5 separate regions of the Mus musculus genome follow, and all the other regions are linked to region 3. A link is a loop called in an ENCODE intact Hi-C map of the cell type or tissue named here. Cell type or tissue: heart. All regions are shown on one strand. Region 1 overlaps Akap7 (A kinase (PRKA) anchor protein 7). Region 2 holds the start of Akap7 (A kinase (PRKA) anchor protein 7). Region 3 holds the start of Epb41l2 (erythrocyte membrane protein band 4.1 like 2). Region 4 overlaps Epb41l2 (erythrocyte membrane protein band 4.1 like 2). Region 5 overlaps Epb41l2 (erythrocyte membrane protein band 4.1 like 2).

The links. Hi-C counts contacts between places; a loop is a spot of excess contacts. Peaks named below come from ENCODE experiments on the same cell type or tissue, not always from the same donor. Only the 100,000 strongest peaks of a DNase experiment are listed, where the experiment ranks them.
Region 1: a loop joins it to region 3, with 3 times the contacts of the local background. A loop is called at or near these places in 3 of 42 quality-filtered maps.
Region 2: a loop joins it to region 3, with 9 times the contacts of the local background. A loop is called at or near these places in 20 of 42 quality-filtered maps.
Region 4: a loop joins it to region 3, with 3 times the contacts of the local background. A loop is called at or near these places in 8 of 42 quality-filtered maps.
Region 5: a loop joins it to region 3, with 3 times the contacts of the local background. A loop is called at or near these places in 10 of 42 quality-filtered maps.

Annotation. Positions count from the first base shown.
Region 1 is chr10:25,266,627-25,270,626 of GRCm38, forward strand. It overlaps Akap7 (A kinase (PRKA) anchor protein 7), which reads right to left. Exons shown (of 8, transcript NM_001379238.1): 5 at 682-842. Among named protein-coding and RNA genes, the nearest start is that of Gm25016, 2.5 kb to the left of the region's middle. In heart, CTCF peaks have their summits at 2,041 (motif pointing right) and 3,087 (motif pointing right); no DNase peak of the experiment used is centred here.
Region 2 is chr10:25,294,844-25,298,843 of GRCm38, forward strand. It overlaps Akap7 (A kinase (PRKA) anchor protein 7), which reads right to left and starts at 2,236. Exons shown (of 8, transcript NM_001379238.1): 1 at 2,085-2,236. Gm40617 (predicted gene, 40617) reads left to right here and starts at 3,766. Exons shown (of 6, transcript NR_166644.1): 1 at 3,766-3,974. In heart, a CTCF peak has its summit at 2,324; DNase peaks (open chromatin) are centred at 2,008, 2,328, 3,308 and 3,498; H3K4me3 peaks cover 2,303 bases; H3K27ac peaks cover 2,458 bases.
Region 3 is chr10:25,358,476-25,362,475 of GRCm38, forward strand. Epb41l2 (erythrocyte membrane protein band 4.1 like 2) reads left to right here and starts at 1,323. Exons shown (of 20, transcript NM_001199265.1): 1 at 1,323-1,506. In heart, a CTCF peak has its summit at 2,225; DNase peaks (open chromatin) are centred at 1,346 and 1,956; H3K4me3 peaks cover 3,481 bases; H3K27ac peaks cover 1,641 bases.
Region 4 is chr10:25,432,173-25,436,172 of GRCm38, forward strand. All of the region lies in intron 1 of Epb41l2 (erythrocyte membrane protein band 4.1 like 2), which reads left to right. Among named protein-coding and RNA genes, the nearest start is that of Epb41l2, 74 kb to the left of the region's middle. In heart, no CTCF peak of the experiment used is centred here; DNase peaks (open chromatin) are centred at 389, 959 and 2,379; H3K4me3 peaks cover 1,790 bases; H3K27ac peaks cover 3,051 bases.
Region 5 is chr10:25,486,916-25,490,915 of GRCm38, forward strand. Epb41l2 (erythrocyte membrane protein band 4.1 like 2) reads left to right here. Exons shown (of 20, transcript NM_001199265.1): 12 at 2,036-2,178. Among named protein-coding and RNA genes, the nearest start is that of Smlr1, 47 kb to the right of the region's middle. In heart, a CTCF peak has its summit at 1,825 (motif pointing left); a DNase peak (open chromatin) is centred at 1,766.

The DNA.
Region 1 (4,000 bases), 92 kb before region 3:
GTCAAAAGAGAAAAGCAAACCACACATATACCAAACACTGACAGTGTTTCAGACCAAAGAGGAGTGAGCATTCGCGATGGCACAAGACAGCGCCACACAGCACTGAGTGCAGTGTGCAGCCTAACACTAACCTACTATCTCCCAGTCAAACCCAAAGCTCACCCACCCATCCAACCCCCACTTTGTCGCAATTGAGTGTGTTTGTTATAAGTGGCCTATAATGAATGTGGGGCCTCAGACTCTCCTAAGTAGACATTCTCCTCAGCAAAAAACTAGCCAAAGGGAAGGAGGGGGCTGTACAAATGAAAACGTGACTAATCTTCATTGATTGGCTCTCTGTAATAGAGGTGACAGTTCCCACAGGCCTCTGAGTAGCAATGGTGATTGTCTCTCATTCTCTCGATGCTTACCAAGGGCTGATCATATGTAAAATCTCATAAGCAAAGGACTTACAGTTCATACTTGAATCCAGTCTAGTATTTCCCTAGAAAGCTCCAGAATCAAGAGTCTCCTCAAGAGGACCTCCCAGGCTTTTAGCCACTGCTCACACAACAAACACCAAAGCGGTTCATGTGCAGTGAGGTTATACTGATTCTCCAAATTAGAAGACACCAGATCTCCATGACAGCCACTGGCAAAAACACACATGGGGTTTCCTGAGTGCAACACTGTCCGTCTTACCTGCTATCTCCAGGAGTGCGCTAACATGGTCTCCATCTGCCAGCTTCACAAAGCCAACCTGACCTTGGAAAGTGCCAATCCCTTGGAAGGGCAAAGCCAAGTGTTTCCCTTCAAGGATCTCCTCAACGAATGGCTTCAATTCCAAAAGTGCATCGGTACCGCTAGTGAGAGATGACGTTTCAGCATGGCATAAAAAGCAAAATAGAAAAATAAAATAAATATGGAATAAAGAAATCCAATTTTTTGAAAATAAATTGTATATTATAGTAATTATTTCAAAGTTCAAAATATCATTTAAATCTAACCTATGTTTAAAAACCAATATTAATCTTTAGACAACTATAGAAGTGACTTAAGTCTTTTCCTAGTTATAATTACTATTAAAGACATAAAAGCAGATCGTATTTCATTATTCATCAAGAAACTTCTAAGTCAGATGTGGTAGTACACACCTGTAAACATGGAACTCTGGAGGCTGAGGCAGGAGGACAGCAAATTTGAGTTTGAGGCCAAGCTGGACCACAGTAGTAGACTACAACAAGACCTTAACTCAAAATAAACAAATAATAAACTGCTAACCAAGAAAACACTACCGGAATAACTGAAAGTGCTGTGTGCACAGCTCTGCTGTGGAGCACCTGCTGGCTGTGTGCGAGGGCCTACCTAGATTCAGTCTCCAGTCCTAGATCCAATCTATCCCTCCAGGGTAGAGAGAGAATTAAAACTACATTTTTACTAATTTTTTACTAATGATATATCCCAAACCAACCTACCACACACAAGAACTTTGCTAGGTTGTGAGGAATGTTCTAACCTTCTGTTTGTTTTTTGTTTCCAGGGGTGGGGTTTCAGGCAGGTTCTCATGTACAGAAGGATGGTTCTGAACGTGTGGCCACCCTGCTACCACTTCCCAGATGTTAGGGTGACAGGCACGCACCATGCCCAGTTTCAAACCCAGGCTGTGTCTGACAGAGCAGACAAGCACTTTACCAACCAAACCATGTCCCCAGCCCAAGTCCTAGATTCAAAACAAAACAGAAGAAAAACAGGACTCACTGTTTGCAATGCATTCCACTAAAACTGAAATAGGCATTTTCTCTCAAAATACAACACTCTTTGTGATATGATTTCTTAAAACTGGGTTCAAATAAAGTATAAGTTTATCTATATCTGCCAACCAGAGCTAACAGTTTGTTAGAGCTGTTTAGCCCGTGTTCACTTATGGCCACTTTGTGTTTCAAATCTTCATTGCTCTTTATACTTCGAATCAGATACGAGCAAACTGTGCACAGTCTTAAACTTAGGGTCAATCACTTCCACTTCCGGCTCAAAAAGAATTCTGGTGGGTGTAGCTTAGCATGAGAAAAAATTAAACTCTCACTAGAGGGCAGCAATTGCTTAAAAAAGAAATGAACGCAGGCGGTTTGGAGAGGCTTTTCAAACTGTCTAACAAACCTGCCTCTGGATCAAGGCAGTCAAATACACGAAATACAGATTTCTGTAGTGTTTTCATATTTCTAAATCTTCACACCCAAGCTCTGAAGGAACCCATGCATGCACTTCAGCCACACCGCAGAGATAACGTAATGCTGGAGAACTGCTTTTACATGCCAGCGTTTCTCCCTGCGCCTCCACGGCTACCTCTGAAGTCAGGTGTGCCTAACTGCATTCGCAGCCATGGGACACAGACACACTCCTAGTCCAACGCTGCCCTTCCCTTCGCTGAATTCTGTGAGGCAAAGCACGGGATCACAGAGCACTCACACACATACAGTAGACTGAAGGAATTAACACAAGACATCCAGTCCCATGGAACTATAAACCACAAGCTAAGGCAAACCATGAGAGAGAGACTAAGACCTCCCAGAAGCAATGAATCTGCAGAGTCCTGGTAAAGGAAACAGGCGGCCTACACAGTGCTGGCATTCAGTTATCTGGCTGAATAAAGCAAAGCATTTACCTAATGAGGCGCTATTGATCCAGTGGGTGCCTTAGGAAGCACTGCTATTAGATCCTTCTAAACATGGGTTCTCAAGAGTGCTTTGTGAAAGACTTCTATATACTTAAGTTTATTCTTTAACTTAAGTAAAGGTTTTTAATTTTTAAAAAAAGAGTATATGCATAACAAAACAGAACTCTGAAACTGAGTTCAGGACAGCTGATATTCAAATTAAGCTAGGACAACTATCTTATCAATTAACAGCTGCTTTATCCTAAAATATTTCTACTTCTTCCTTCTACACTGTGAAGACTCAAAAGGACCTCATATAATAGCTACCAAAACCAGTTCATGATTTTAAAAATGTCTGTTGGATATATTCAACATCCAATCTATTGACTAAACCCTATTCTTTTTTTTTAAGATTTATATATTTAATGCATATAAGTACACTGTCGCTATTTTCAAACACACCAGAAGAGGGCATCAGATCCCATTATAGATTGTTGTGAGCCACCATGTAGGTGCTGAGAATTGAACTCAGGAACTTTGGAAGAGCAGTCAGTGCTCTTAACCACTGAGCCATCTCACCAGTCCAAGATCCTAAACTTTGAAGAATTAAAATGAATATGGACTAGGAACTAATCCAAATAGCTAACATACTATACAATATGAGATGAAAAAACAAAGTTAGACTAGGGGTACTTAAAAAATCATTCACATTAAAAACTGTCTCTCCAGAAAATGCCATCCATTTTCTAGTTAGACGCCCAGACAGAAGACACACCTTGCATCACACCATCTCTTAGAAGTTGACAGCTCTGCTCCTCCAGATGTGGGCAGGTTTCATGAAATCAGCTGAAACCCTTGGAGAAAAGACTTGGGGCCAAAGGAATTCTATTCCCAGACTGCCTTTGGATTGAGCCCATAGCACAAACTCTTCTGGCTCCCCAGCCTTCCAGTCTTCCCAATAGATTTCAGACTTACCAACACTCACAACCATGTGAGCCAGTTCTGTGAATGAATCTCTACATAGGCAGCTATTTCTACTTGGATGGATAGAGAACGGGAATTTGTGTGCTCATACCCGACCTGTTCTGTCCTTAGAGAACCCTGACAATTGATAAAGTAGGACAACTGTTGCTATGGACCAATCCATCACACAGGGTGAGATTCTGCCCAACTACTCTCACTCCGGGGCACACCTTTGGTTTGTCTTCCTTGAGAAGCATCAAAGCATTTGTTTCTTCTTATGATTGGTATATTGATAAGCTGAAATAAAGCAAGAAATATCTCTGCTTCTCTCTGCCCTTGAAGGTCATAAAGATCAGAAGACTGCTGGCTGTCACACAAGGGTCGACTGCGTCAAGACCTTAACTA
Region 2 (4,000 bases), 64 kb before region 3:
AGCCAACATTGTAATGGGTACTTTATGCCAGGCACGCGCACTTTGCTAAGTAACTCATTTAAACCTTAACAACTCTGTTATAGGGAAGACTAGTATTACACCAGGCACCGACTTAGGAACCTGCCCACAAGTAAAGTAGATTCAGGAGCTAACATTCGGATCACGTGAACATGTCACATGACCCACAGTTTCCAGAATCACTCTTTACCATATACTGATGGCAGCACTGTAAACTGAGGCAGGAAGCAATGGGTCAACAGGTGAGAAGCACGGAAGATGGCCTAAATGTCTTACTGAAATCTGGGTTCCTCTCACATACACTCAAACAGGCCTCCTCGCAACCTTGCTTGAAGCAAAGAGAAAAGGGGAACTAATTTAAATGTCTAACAGAGAAACAACTAAACAGTGCATGATCATTCTGGTGACTGAAAACCACCGGTATGAGGAGTCTAACAACAGGGGGAAAGGCGACTCTCTAACAAGCAGATACGCAGTCAAGGTCATGCTGACTTAGCATACACAAAGCCCTAGGCTTTATCCCCAGTGTTACAAAAACAAGCATAAGTCAAAAAGTAGCTAGAAAACTGCATGTTCCCAAGACGTACGGGTAGGAAAGGAAGAATAAAAGCTGAAGTGTTTCTGAATGCCAAATACTTTCCAACCACTGTACTAGGTTGTTTCTAAAGTGAATATTGCTTTTGTAAGAAAAACCATGAATGTATGTAAAGAATCTTCTCAAGCCAAGAAAGTAAATGCATTCAAATCCTCAGATCACAGGGACACTTCAGCAAACACTACCAAAGCCAAGCAAACAGAAAACAAAAAAGACAGACAGACAGACAGACAGACTGCCCAAGTCCTACAAAGTAAGTTTCCTATCTGAACAACAAAACACACCTTCATTGGGCAAGACTCTCTTCTGGTTCCCCAGCACTGTAAACAGCTATGGAATGGGCCTGTCATTCATTACGGTCTATCTACTTCGACTAGCTACGTAAAACAGCAGAGTAGGTCTCCAGAAATGTTTAAACTTCATGCCAACCAGGCCACTTACCCAGTGTGCTTCCATTTGCGCCTCATGAAGAGGGAGCAATCCAAATTATTAAGGAGAAATTGACAAATCGACACTACATGAATGGAAGGACCCAGTAAACTGGACAAGTGCCATAAGCTTTGTCACTATAGGGAAACGATGCGCTAACAGCATCCCAAACTGCAAAGCCACACGGTGTAAAAAGGTGAGAAGAGTCCTCTCTTTCCAACTATTACCCTATTCCCTTCTGCCTATTACCCACACTCCTGTAACCTTATAAAAACATCTCAAGCAGGGACACTCTGGGCATCTCCTCACGTGATACGAGTAATTGCATTCACATGAAATTTATAAACGCATGTACATTATTCACCTGATTTATATTTACATACATATAAAGTATTTACATAGCATGCTTGGACTGCCTATTTTAATATTCTTACGCTTTGTATACATGTAGGTGTTCTTGTAGAACACCTTTTTCCCCTTACTTCCCAGTCCCTTTCCCTCCGAGTCCAACCTCTAATTCCTACCCAGGTTCAGCATACAACGAAAGTTGACCCAAGCTGAAGTACATCCTGGGCGCCAGCAGATTGGCGCCCGTTTTAAAGTGTGCCTTGCCAAGCCTCGAGTAAAACCCTAAATGAGACAAGACAGTGTTCAGAGGCTTCTATTTGCCATTTTAAAAAATAATTAGGTAAATAAAACGGAGTTTTTTTTTTCCCCCCTTGATTTTGTTAACCTCCCCAACACAGTAGGAAAGGATGTGCTGCAAAACTCTGGGTCATGGGTCACAAGATAGGAAGAGGTAAGAGAAACAACAACTTGTGTGTACACCCCTTTCGGTTCGAGGAGTGGAGTGGTGCACGGAGACCCACGGATGCAACCAAACTGCCCGGACTACCGGGCTGGACCGGGATGCCCAGGGTGTAGGGGGAGGGTCGATCGCGAGGGGCGTGGGGCTGCGGGCGGCCTGGGAGGCGGAGCGGGGCGGGCGAGCACGCCCCACGGCAGAGGCCGCCCCGGGGCGCGCAGGGCGGAGCGCTCTCACCCACGGCGGGGCGCTCCATGGTCGCGGCGCAGAGACGGAGGCGCGGGCCCGGGGCGCGCGGGACGGCGGGGGCGCGGGCCGCGGCGGCCAGGCCTGCGGAGGCGCAACGCCCCGCGAGTCGCAGCATCCCCGGCACCCGCCGCTTCAGGAGGAGCCGGAAGGGGCCGGCCCGGCGAGGCGTGGATACCCGGATCGGGGCGGTCCCCGGGGCCGTGCTGGGCTCGGGCTCCGACCTCTGGCCGCCCTCGGTTATTTCCTGCGGCGCGGCCCTTCCCGTCCCACGCTCGGAGGGGCGAGCCAGGGATCCAGAGAGCATTCCTTGGCCCGCTGTCCCTTGAGAACCCGTGTGTTTGCTTTAGCGTGGAGCTTTGGAAACACAGATCTGATTGCAAAATAGGCGGGCTGAGCAAAATGTACAATACAATAGCGAGACCTTGAACGTCGCTATAATGAGATGCTTTTATTTACTTGCCATTACCCCCCCCCCAAAAGTAGCATTTTCAACAGCAGTTTAAGAGCTAAAAGTTGGAATTGTTAAATGAAATCATCTACAAATTTTTTGCAGGCAAGGCTCCTCAGTATCTGAATAAAATAAGAGAAAACTATTTTTTTTAATAGTTAAAATATGAATATGTCTTGTAGAAAAGAATGCTACTGTTTTTTTCCGGGCTGGGGGCAAATGGTGGTATTACTGCTGGTTTGTTGGGGAATGTAATTTTAATTTAAGAAAATATGGTGGTGTGTCTCTTCTCCACAGCTGTAGCCCTTAAAGCTGGTAGGGAACTTTGAAGAATTCCCTGCTTAGCCCCTTTTTGTGGATCTTCACGGAAAACGGTCTTTTTAAAGGAGCAGGCTATCTAATCACAGAGAAAGAACGAAAAATAAGTAAGGGAGCTTGCGGCAAGAGGATCCTCAAAGGCCAGCCGATGCTAGCTGGACTGGACAGGGTACAGATAAGACGTTTAAGCATAAGGATTACTTTACGCAGTAGACAGAGAAACAACTCTTTGCCCTCCCTTTTCCTGCTGGAAGTAGACTATACATTTCTCTTTGTAAGGATTACTCCCCACTCTGTTTTAAAGGTGTATTTATGTAACTGGGGAGTAGGAGCAGTGCACTGACACAGCAAGGTTGACAGCCAGTTTGCAAAGAGTAGAGCACTACCCCCACTCCCCCCTCCTCGGGCTTCACAAAGGACGCTACAGACCTGGGAGACGTGGGTTCTGCACCTCATGTGTGGTCTGATGCTTGGGGGCGAGGTGTCTTCCTTCAGCTCAAGAGCCCACTCCTGGATTTCCCTCCTTTTAAAAACAAAACAAAACCAAAGCGCTGTGTTTCTATTTTAACCACACATCTGTGGTGTAATCCTTAGCCTTGGGATATAACTTCAGTGGAGGAACCAGAACACCAACCCAGCCCCCAAACCTTTCACCTACAATCTACCCTGTCTGAAATAATGTGCTGGGGCAAAGGAGGCAAAGATCTTGGGAGAGTGGCCAACCAGTGACTGCTCTAGTCTGAAGCTCACGCCACAAAAGGAAGCCCATGCTTGATACTACAGCATGACCAGGAACCAGAGGCTGGACAGCCCAGAGACCTTTGATAAGAAAAAGAAAATCGCAAATGGTTCCTAATGATATTCCGCTGTACTCATAGATCAGTGCCTAGCCCAATCGTCATCAGAGAGGCTGCCTTTGGCAGCTGATGGGAGCTGATGCAGAGACCCACACCAAACTTGAGCTGAAAGCTCTCTACTTGGAAGTCTCCTTCCAGTCTCTCCCCCTCAGAGTTTGGGGAGCCCTGAGGAAAAGGGGAAGAAAGAATTGGAGGATTCTGCCAGTGAGGTGGAGGACACCAGGAGAACATGACCCACAGAATCAACTAAGCAGGGTTGGTTCATAGAGGCTCACAGATCC
Region 3 (4,000 bases):
CTTGCCACCCATTCAAAGTAAAGGACTGGGTGACCAAGGACAGAAGCCTATGGCGCCATGAGGAAATCTCTTCAAAGTTATCTGTTTCAGGCATTTCCTCATAGCAACAGAAAAGCAACACCAATTATTCCAAGCCTTCTTTATGCTAGAAATGTATGTAATCAGGATTCCAGTATTCATTAAACAGCTTATCAAACTCTCCTTGTGTTCTTAGCGTCTGGGACTGAAGTCAACTAAGTCAACTCAAGTTCCTGACACACAACAAATGCTATTATAGCAATAATTTTATTATTTACAAGGATGATTCTAGCAAGTAATTTATTTCCCCAACTCTTTTCTTTTTGATGTAGGTACCCTTTTCATAGCGAGGAACCAGCTGATAAAACACCTGCATGTGTGCCATTACCTGGGAAGTATCCACACGCAAGGCATTGCTACTGATGGTTAATTTGATCTTGCTAATTTTACAATGTTTAGGAAGGAAATTGGCAGAGGTGAATCATTAAAGATTTTATTAGAGGTGGGAGGAAGCAAATGACTAGAAGAACACAGGGTGGGGTTGAAGATGCTGGAGGCAGTGGGCTGCCACTCTGACAGCTTGACATGCAATGCTCAGAAAAGATGAAATAAGTAGAAGAGATTGAGGTCTAATTGTACTAATGTGTAAAACTTACCACTATCTATCTATCTATCTATATCATTCATATATATAATATATACATATCACGTGTGTGTATTTTTTTATTTTAATTTTTTGTCACTGCCTTATCCCCATTATACTTTGCAAGCTAGGTTCTCAATTCTCTGCCGGGAGATATCCTGACTAGTAAGGCTGAGCATCAAAGCGCCTCTCCTCCACAGGGTTTACCCAATCTCTCCTGCCTCTCCCACAGGAAGAATAAATGGATTCTTTTCAAGCCTATCCTGTGAAAGCACTTCTTTCACTGCAGACTGAGGGGGGACCCGGCTTTCCTTATTCGGTTTCCTGGACCTGCTCTACCGTCTACCACGAAAAAGGCATCCAGTGAAGGTTTGGTTAGTGAAAGCACTCCGAAGAAAGAACTTTTCGAAGTTGAGAGGGCATTTAAGGCCAAGATACTCAGAAAGAACGCCTCGCACACGTGCACTGGCTGTCATTATCTCCAGGGTCGCTCCGAGGGCGAAACGCACCCCTGCGGCGGGGCACTGGGCCCGAGAGCCGCGCGAACCCCTCGGGAAGGCCCCCCTCCCACGCCAGCAGGCGCCGGGGGCGTGGCTTTGGCCGTGGGGCGTGGCCTGCCCGCGGGGGTTTCCGCGCCCGGGGCGTGCCGGGCGGGGGACGAGGGCGGGGCTTCCGCCAGGAGGGGGCGGGGCTTGCGCGGAGAGTTCTCTGACGGCCCCAGTCAGGGAATTTCAATTTGAAACCCAGAGGAGGGTGGAGGCGGCGGGTGCGGAGGGCCGGCGGCGTCCGAGGCTGGAACGGGACGCGTTCCCGGGGCGAGCAAGCTCGAGAGGGGCGGTGTCCGGGTAAGGAGGCGAGCGGGCTGCGGAGTGGCGGGCGGGGTCCTGACACGCTGCAGGCGGGAAGCGGACCCCGGCAGGAAGCCCGGACGGCCATCCCGGGCGGGGGAGGGGGCGGCCGCGGGCCCGTCTCTCTCCTTCCCGGGCGGGGACCGCGGCGGCGTCCCCGGGCTCTCGCGCCCCGGCCCTGCCGAGGCGTGCGGCTCCATCCTGGGTGCCGGGGGCTCGCCGCGCCCTCTCTCCCGAGGGTCGCCAGACGCGGGCCCGCGGCGCGCGTGGGCTCTGCGGGAGTCGGGGAGGGAGCGCGCCCCGCCAGCCACCCAGCCCCACGCGCGCCGCAGGTCGGGCCAACGCGGGCGACCCTCTGTCCCCGCCGCCCACTGTGCGGTCTGGAGCTGAGGACAGACACCCTCGCACGTTTTCTGCGGCGAGCCTTCCAGCTCGGACACCAGGCCATCCGCCCCCGATGGCTTCTTTTTCTCGGCGCTGGCAGCTGAGGGGTGGGAGCAGTTTAGGTGAGCTGCAGGTCAGGGGCTACGAGGAGGAAATAACCGAGTCGGTGGCGTTGAGGTTGGCATCTCGGGATCCCCCATCCTCAACCCCAGACGTCTGCGGTGGACGTTAGTCATTAAATGTCCCCAGACGCCAGCCTCAGGCGGGGCCAAGTTTTATTTATTTATTTGGGGTGAAGTTAGAAGAGCGCCCTCTTCCCCCGGTGTCTTATTTTGGGGAGTGGTCTCCGTGGAGCTTCCTTACAAAATGAGGAAGCCCTTCAGAAAATCTGTCACCTGAACAGCTGTCCCTGATTTTTAAGGTTCCTGGGAGAGTGGTAGGCACGGTGGCATCTAGGGGAGTTGTACTTACATTTCCTCCTTTGGGAATCAAGATTCTCTCTGTTTCTTGAACTTTGTTGCATGTGAAATGTGGGGTGTGCAGGGCAGTATGTTCTTGTTTCTGTGATTAGCTACAAAACAAAACAAAAACGGTCTCAGTTTTCTCCACTCATTTTTCTTCAGTCCTTCCTGTCTGTCTTTCTTCTTTTCTTTTCTTTTCTTCTCTCTCTCTCTCTCTCTCTCTCTCTCTTTCTTTCTTTCTTTCTTTCTTTCTTTCTTTCTTTCTTTCTTTCTTTCTTTCTTTCTTTCTGGGAGTTCATTATCTCTGTATTCTTCATTGCCTTATCACGCTGCATTAGCAACATTTTAGTCTACCCTGTCAGACATTCCCGTGGATTTGAGGAAAACTCGATCCGTTTCTTGGCTGTGGGAGATGAAGTTTAGAAGTTGCAGTGCTTGTACAGGTTTTCCTGTGCTATTCAGTTTGTTTGCAGGCTCCTGCTGTGAGAAATCTGGTTTGTCTTGCAGCCCCTGGTGGGCTGCCTTGCAATGTTATCCTGGATCTTGGTAGGCACCAGCAGCCCCCTCAGGTTGCTAGTTTGACATAACTTTGAGAGAGAGAAAGGCTATGTCACCTGTTAGGGCTAGGGCGATCATTTCAATAATTTGGTTTGAGAGCCACCATCAAACCTCAGAGGTCTTTGTACCCTTTGGAGAGCTGGAGGAGTTGAAGTAGTGGTGTGAAGTTTGCCCAGTTTAATCCTATTCTGTGTTCTCCACTTCTGAGGCAGAATTCCCATTGAAGTCAGCAGTGGTCTTGCTTGCAAACTGCCTATTGAGAACAAGAGGCTGCTCATTAACAGGAGAGGACGGTCCCCTCTCCTTTAAAACAATCCCCTGTAAGAAGGATCTAGTCCTAACAGTTCTTCACTCATTTACCTCTAGTAGAAGTAGGACACTGTGTGCAAGAAAAAAAAAAAGTGTGGCTGGATTGAGCCATCAGCTCTCTTGAAGTCTAATGAGAGGGAGACTGTTAAAAGGAATCCAAAGCTCAGCTGTTATTTAACGCCGTGCAATAGATTTTCAGTGATACGTTTCTGTGTAAGAAATGTAAGCTGCTGTGGGATGTTTTACGGTAACTGATTATGGATCTTTAAAATCCGAATTCTTAGGTCCAATTAGAAAGAAGCCCATTTGGAGCTTTCCAGGAACGGATGCCCACCCCCACCCCAAAATAACTGCAGACAGAAAAATAAGGGACCTCGGAAGTTTGCTATACCTGGAGACACGGCTTTAGGACATTTTGTTTGTGTGCATTTCATGTAACGTGTGAGTCTGGGCGAGAGGGACCGTGTTTAGGTTTGTGAGGACTCAGCTGACCTGAGTTGGTGAGCCTGGCATCTTCTGCTTTTTAATGTAATGTTCTTGGGGTTTACTTCTTTCAAATTACCAGTTCTAAAGAATCGAGTTTAGAAAACCTAGCCAGTGACCAGAATGTAAAAAATAGACATTAAAAAAATCAGAACCATATCCACATGGGCTTACCCAACCACATACTTTCAACTAAAAATAGTCACGACGAGAAGGCAGCCCTCAACTAAAATAGTTATTGGTAAATTTTCTCCATAACTAGCAGTTCTGTGTAGTTCCCCTTAGCATTTAGTTGT
Region 4 (4,000 bases), 74 kb after region 3:
AGGCCTGATGACCTGAGCTGATTTCCGGATTCATGTGAGAGAAGGGCTGACTTGCAGAAGTTGTTTTTTGTCTCTCCATCTCTCTGTCTCTCTGTCTCTCCCCTCTTCCCCTCTCTCCTCTAAGTAAATAAATAAAATGTAAAAAACCCAACTAAATGAGAAAGGCATTCTTAGTAATGGTTGAATCATGGAAATTGCAGTTACAGAACTGCAGTTTTATCACCGCGGCAGTCTTCATGGAGTTAACTGCATAGGAGAGGCAGCAGGAAGTGCGTTGGGCCACTTGACTTTTCCAGCTGAGGAATGAAGTGACTTGGAAGCAAGCTGAGCTTTTCTAGGGAGCATGCCTTCTCCATCCCGCAGGGTCCACTTGGGTGGGGCCACTCACTAAGCTCGGGAACTGGATTTCCATCGGCTTTCCAGGCTTCCAATGGCAGGAAGCAGGAGAGCTGGCTGGCTGTGCTTGGATGCTGCTTGCTCGCGTGTATGAGCAGGAGAGTTCTGTTGGAGCGGTTGGGTTATGGTACTTGCTTACTTGTTTCTACTTGGGAAAGGAAGTTTGTTGTTGACCGTGTGATTAAAGTCCAGGTTGAAAATGTAGAGTACGACAAACACTGTGCCGAGTAGGTGAGACACTGTGCCGAGTAGGTGAGACACTGTGCCGAGAAGGTGAGACACTGTGCCGAGAAGGTGAGACACTGTGCCGAGAAGGTGAGATGTGGTTGTGCATACTCTGGGAATAGAATGTTGTGCTAAATTTGCTGTAAGCCCTTTTAAAAATGTGTGTGTGTGTGTGTGTGTGTGTGTGTGTGTGTGTGTGTGTGACTGCATGCATGCATATGTGTATTTTAGTGGCCCAAGTTTTGTTTAGTTATTTGCATTTTTCTAGGCAAATGCTGAGTTGTGTGGGTTATCTAACACAAGTAGCTGTTTCAGATGCAGCGGTGAGTCACGGTGAGGCTGGTTTATGTCATCCCCCTGTCCTCCTGCCTTACCCTTGGCTCACACCTCCTGCCTGAGGAACCGCATGAGGTTCAAGTCTTTTTTAATGCACTGTGAAGGCCGTGGCCTGCTGCATAGTTGTTGGGTTTTTCCCCCCACATTAAGGGTGAAAATCTCAGTGTAGTACTAATTTATAGAATTTCCCTATAGGATCTGACGAAAGGGAATTGTTCTTTAGCTCTTAGAGATGGGAATTCCCACAGCTTCAGCATCTACAGTTTCTGTCGTCAAGAACTGTATGCTGTTTTCATAATGTTGTTCTCTGTCTTTTGTTTCTAAATACCTAATTTTGCCTTACTGAGGAAATTCACTCATTTGCTTAGATTCTGACATTTATATGGGATTAAGTAAGTTTTGTTTTATCTTTATATAATTTACTCATCTAGGACTCTTTAAAAATGAAGAGAAACTCCAACTGGTTCTATTGCTACTCCCTAACAATAGAAAGTGGTATGCGGTGACTGACTGGTGATCTCTGTGGTTCTGTTAACACCACAGGGATTGCCCTGCTGTAATGAGGGAGTCCCCCTCCCCCAGCCGGTGTGTTTACATTGCAGCATTCCTGGGCTTACACAGAAGAGGATTTGAAAGCAGGCCCCAGCTTGGTGGACTTGTCATAGTCTGGGGCATTGATTGACTTTGACAAGCTTTTGTCTTATGACCTATTAAAATGCAGCGTCTGCAGCCTGTGTGTTTATCCCATGCAGTTAACCTTGGTGGATTTGTCTGTAGCTTATTTGGGAAGAGCCTCTAGAAACAGAGTTGTTATTTTGTTGCCATAGGAGTAAGTTTATTTACACAGAAATAGGTAACTGGTTATTGATTACCACTTGATACCGAGAAGTGGATACCAAGTGTTCCAGTTGGATGAGCATACTATGAAGAGGGTAGCTGCAGTGAGCTCATAAAAAGTACATTTTATGGTATCCGTTAAAATCATGAGAGATGGGGGCTGGAGAGATAGCTCAGTGGTTAGAGCACTGACTGCTCTTCTGAAGGTCCTGGGTTCAAATCCCAGCAACCACATGGTGGCTCACAACCATCCATAATGAGATCTGACTCCCTCTTCTGGTGTGTCTGAAGACAGCTACAGTGTACTTACATTAATAAATAAATAAATCTTTTTTAAAAAAATCATGAGAGATGATGGGTTTGATCCTGCTCTGAAAACCCGTTAGTATATTTTTCTTTTCCATAAAGTATTACTTGATGAGCATCTAATAAATGTTCCCTAGATGCTAGGAACAACATAAAAGTATTATTGGGAAGCCACCGGATGTATGACATTGCACTGGGGACATGGAGTTTTACTCATCTCACAAAAATGTCCCTCTTTATGGGCACATGGTAGCAGATGTGGCCGGCGAGGAGGTGTGGACAGGAAGTGTGACATCTCTGTGCTTATGAGACCGGCTGGCTGCTGCTTTCCTGAAGAGGAAGCCGCTGAAAGCGACCAGGAGCATTTATATGTGATTGTCTGGCCTTCCCTGTCTGTCTTCTCTTCCCTTTCAAAACAGCTCTCTACTTTGAGACAAGTGGTGCGTGCAGTGTTTTCCTTCCCTCAGCACAGAGTAGCCGCGGCTGTTTGCATCCCTGCACGGTAGTGTTCTGTTGGACATGTTTCTGCTCTGTCCTGAGGTTGGGAGGGGAAAGGAACAAGCAAGTGCATTTACCTAAGTGCATTTACCTAAGTGCATAGAAGGTGTGTGCAGCGTGCCAAGGGGTGGGTGGGAGCTTAGAGACATTTCTTTCACCGCATGAGTCCAAGGGTCAAATGCGTAGTGCAGGCTTGCTGGCATCTTGAAGGCCCATGAAAAGACTTCTGTAAAGGAAGTTTTAAGCACATAGGTTTTTAAGCAGTCTGTGTGGGATGAGGTTGATCTGTAGAATATTTCAGATAGATTTGAAAAAATCAGTTACTTTGAGCATTAGAGGGATTAAACTCCGTGCGCTAGGAAATGAGTTTCATGCTTCCGAGTTGGAGTAGCCTGGCAGTTGTCTGTGTCCATGCTGTTTCTGTGTTGGAGCTGTGTGGCACGGCAAGATGGCTCTGCTGCTCTCTCAGAGTGGGAATCTATTCTCATGCAGTGCGAAAGTCCTTCATCTCATGGAACTTGGGCTCCGTGAGAACTCCTTTCTCCTGTACTGCATCTCACTCTCTCTCACTTCTCACATTCTGTTTCTCTTGGAGAGTCTCCCGTTCGGCCCCTAGTACACAAGTAGCTACCCGTGTGCACATGACCATTTATTGTTTGTTCCTAATATACGAGTAGCTACATGTGTGCACAGAACATTTATTCTTTGTCTCTAGTATACAAGTAGATACATGTGTGCACATGAGCATTTTTTTTTCACATACTATGCTTTCAAACTGAAATGTAGGATAGTGAGACTGTTGGTTTGAAATACATACTTGGGACTGTGATACGCTTTCTGCTTTGTTTTGTTTTTTTAATATTTTTATTTATTGTATGTATATGAGTACACTGTCATTGTCTTCAGACACACCAGAAGAGGGCATTAGATCCCTTTATAGATGGTTGTGAGCCACCATGTGGTTGCTGGGAATTGAACTCAGGACCTCTGGAAGAGCAGTCAGTGCTCTTAACTGCTGAGCCATCTCTCCAGCTCCCAAACTTTCTGTTTTTTAAGATAGGGTCTCAGTGGTAGCTCTGGCTGGCCTGGAACTCAGTGTAGAGCAGGCTGGCCTCAAACTCACAAAGACATGCCTGTGTCTACCTCCCAAGTGCTTTGATCCAAGGTGTTCATCACAGATGTTCATCGAGTTCTTCCCTGGGGTATAGTTATTGACAAATTGATTTCTGTATCATATGTGGTAGTACATCTGTATTTGAATGCACCTGTAACAGTAGCCATGCTCAGTGATCATGTGACTAAGGGGTGCTGTTGTGGATAGCCCTGGGGTTAATTATATTTGATGTTAATTCCGTTCTCCTGTGAGGGGTTGTGAACAAGGAATGAGTCAGCACTCAGGTGA
Region 5 (4,000 bases), 130 kb after region 3:
TTTTATCAGGGTTCCATCAGTGTTGCTGATGTGTGTTGTGTTTGAAGGTTTGAACAATATAGATAGTTGAATAATCTTCCTTTAGTGATTGCATCACAGGCAGAGTTGAAGGTGACATCAGAAGACTTAAAAGTAAAGATCACCCAGAGCAGCTGTCGTAAAGCAGGGAGCCTCCTCTGAGGTTAGGAACAACAGCAATCTTCATGTGTTTTCTGAATCTGAGTTATCAATAGACGGGGTGCTGGGCTGCGTAAGTAGAGTCCTCAGGGAAGGAAGCCTTCTCAGATGCCTAGAAGGATGAAAGAGAGACAGCCATGACAAGAGAGGAGAACATAGGTCATCCCAGGTAGTGGAAGGTGCAAAGCGGCTCGGAAGTGAGAGACCAGAAAAAAGACAGCACACTCAGGCCTTGTAGGCGAGCCTGCTGCTGCTAGCTAGGCTTGCTGGCTCCATTCTGTAGGAAGCCTTGGAGGGATCCTTAGTGTGTTGGTCCTACCGTGCAGAGCGCAGTGTTAGTTTTGAAGAATCAACTGGTCCCGGAGAATGGTGAGAGAAGATTGAGTCAGGAAGCCCACAGACTGCATGCAGTGGTCACATAACAGTGTCTGCTGTGGTCTTCACCTTAGGTTGGAGCAGATCACTTGGTTACCACACAATAGAATGGGCGAGTGTTTAAATGTGTGCCATCAACATATTGTCAACTTGGCTTTGTAATTTTTAATTTTATATTGACTCATATTTCAGTATTAGTATAGTTGAAACTATCTTTTGGTCAGATTTTTCATTTTGTCATAATTTGTGATGGCAGCAAGTGCTTAAAATTGTATAATAAGTCAAAGAGGTATGCATAATTATATGCTTCTACACTGGAAAATTAGTAAAACCTTAGCAAAAACAAGCAAAAACCAGCTTTAGGAAATAAATAGGTATAATGTAAGATGTGAACTCATTTTAATGTTGTAACAATTTGTGTGGATTTTGAAAATACATTCAAGGGCCCTGTTTGACTTGCTAGTATTAAAGGGTGATGTTCTAGAATTTGAGGTTCCTGACTAAAGCAAATGGGTCTAAGAAGAAGTATCATTTGATGCAAAAGCAGGGCTAGGAAAGGGGCAGGTCGTGGCGGGACAGGCGAGGGGTGTGGAGTGTTTGGTACTGTGTAGAACAAAGATTGAAAGGGTAGACCCCTTGTTGAACTGATGGCTTACACACACCATCCTTTAACAGTTTCCGGCCCTCTGGGTTTTTTGTTTATTGGAATTTTTCTTGGTGCATGGAAAAAAGCAGACCACGGGGTGTAAAAAGTAAAGCACTTTTTATAAGGAGGAAAAGACCTGAGGGGTATTTCATTGTTCAGGAGGAGTCTCTGGTAGAGAGACTTGTCACTTGGCTTGCTGACTCTTGAGGTGATCCAACACTATGACAAAAACACTAGTACAGTAGGTTCTGCCTCACTGAGAGAGAGAGAGGACAGCAGCACACAGTAGGTTCTGCTACAATGTGAGAGAGAGGACAGCAGCACACAGTAGGTTCTGTCTCACTGAGAGAGAGAGGACAGCAACATACAGTAGGTTCTGTCTCACTGAGAGAGAGAGGACAGCAACACACAGTAGGTTCTGCTTCACTGAGAGAGAGGACAGCAGCACACAGTAGGTTCTGCTTCACTGAGAGAGAGAACAGCAGCACACAGTAGGTTCTACCTTACTGTGAGAGAAAGGACAGCAGCACACAGTTGGTTCTGCCTGACTATGAGAGAGAGTATTGGTGACATTGTAATTCTGCAGTTGGGCCGAGAGCTCCTCCTACTGGCCAAGTACCTGGTGAGCCACATGCTCAAAAATCTGATTTACTGGATGGATTTTTAAAAACTCAGACTATTAGTAGAGTTTTGTATTAGTTTAAAAATAAGTTTATATTACATATTGATATATCCAAAGTTCAAACACTATGGTCTAGCTACATTTGGTTAAGGGGTTCTGTTCTTCAAAGCTTTACATTCACTGGTCTAATGTATTTCAACTTCTCTTCTGATTAGCCCCGATTGGTGTTGTGGACCAAAGCCCTCCTGGAGAGGGCTCAGTGCCTGGCCCTGGAGTTATCAGCTATACTACCATCCAGGATGGCCGGAGGGACAGCAAAAGCCCAACAAAAGCTACACCCCTGCCCGCTGAGGGAAAGGTATGGCCTATTAGCACTTGTGCTGCTGTGTAGGATGCTCAGATCAGAGACTCTCTGCTGCCTTTAGTAGTTAAGACGTCAGAATTTCTTGTTGTTGTGTAACCTACGCTTACAATCTTCTATGTTTCAAATGGAGGCTGCTACTTTGCACTGTGATTTCTAACCTTGTTTTTATTATTTTTCAGAGTAAAATATTTGTTTCCGTGTAAATTATACTAATGCAAGAACAGAGTAGATTATACAAAAATAAGAAAGCAATGTACTGGCATTTCCTGTTTTCTTAGTTTATTATCAGTTGACTTAACAATGATAAAAGCCATGTGGTTTGAAATTGCGTATTTTATTACTAGTCAATTTTAAAGGTAATCCCTGTCTTTTATTACATTAATTTAATTTTTTAAAATGAATCCACTAATAATACAAAGCTGTGAATAAGTGCAGGATTATATGCTGTCTCTGCCTTGTTTGTGCTTACACTATAGCTAATGAACTGAGGCATTCCTTAGTCTGTCAGTTTTGTTATTTTGTTACTAAAGTCATTTCAAGTGGTTACCAGTCACTTGACTAAAGAACTTTTGAGCTCCTCACAAATCATTTCCATGCTTGCACAAAGCATTATTTTATATGTAACATTGGAAGTAGATCACACACACAAACACACACACACTCCCCCCCCCTCTCTCTCACACACACACACATACACACAGAGTCTCTCTCTCTCTCTCTCTCTCTCTCTCTCTCTCTCTCTCTCTCTCTCTCTCTCCCACACACACACTTCCTCTCCCTCTCCCTCTCCCCCTCACACACACACACACACACACACACAGCCTGGATCATCCTTTTGATACACTGTGCCTTTTTAGCTCTGGCTTTGAAAACTGTAGTGACATGCAGAATGAACGTGTAAAGGAACTATTAACTGCTGAAGCATCTGCTGATACTGTAGGAATTCTTGCAAGCACTGACAGCCTCTGTGGCCACCACAGACACATGCCACAGGACAGTGTATCAAACAGCAGGGGATACGAATCATTTGCATCCTTTTGTTAAACAATTTGTGATTGTCGTGTTGAAAAGTATCTGGCTAAATACCATTTATTAAAAAGCAACACAGCTTGTGTTCTACATGATATCCTTCAAGTGCTAAGTGGTCAGAATCTTTTCAGTCATGCTTACAGAGTATCTGAACAAACAGCTACTGAAGAGAAAGTTCAGGATTTCTGTTCAGTTTGTCTTCAGTTTATATATGTAATTATGAAAAAAATCTAGACAAATATTGTATTAAGTTCTAAATGAAATCTTTCTTATCTTTAGCAAATGACTAGTTCTATGAGCATTTTTCTAGCATTTTTAGATACATGTGTCAGCAGCTAGGTTTGAGTAATGTTAGCTAAAACCTCATAGTCATTAATATGTGTAAATTTTATGTGATAAAAGGAGTCCAGTTTCTCTCCTTAAAAGTGGATTATTCAGTTAAGTTTTTAATGACTGTTTTTTATGAAACTTGCTTGGGCGTGAAGCTTTCACTAATGTTTCTTCTTTTCTTCTGTTTCCTTCTTGTTTCTTTGAAAATAACCATTGTGGGATTCATCACCAACCATGGGTTGTTTAAATAGACCACTTGCATGTGCCCCCTGTCACCTCTCATTTGCTGTACTTCATCTTTTCCTCCTTACCTCCTGCCAGTCCTTGAAGTGGACTTGCTGTCAGACATTTCAGAGGAAGACCCTTTTGGGGAGGCTGATCAGACCACACTCGATAGCTTCGAGCTGCTTTCCATGGGTGGGACATCAGAGCAGGGTGACTCTGAAGTGGCCACATT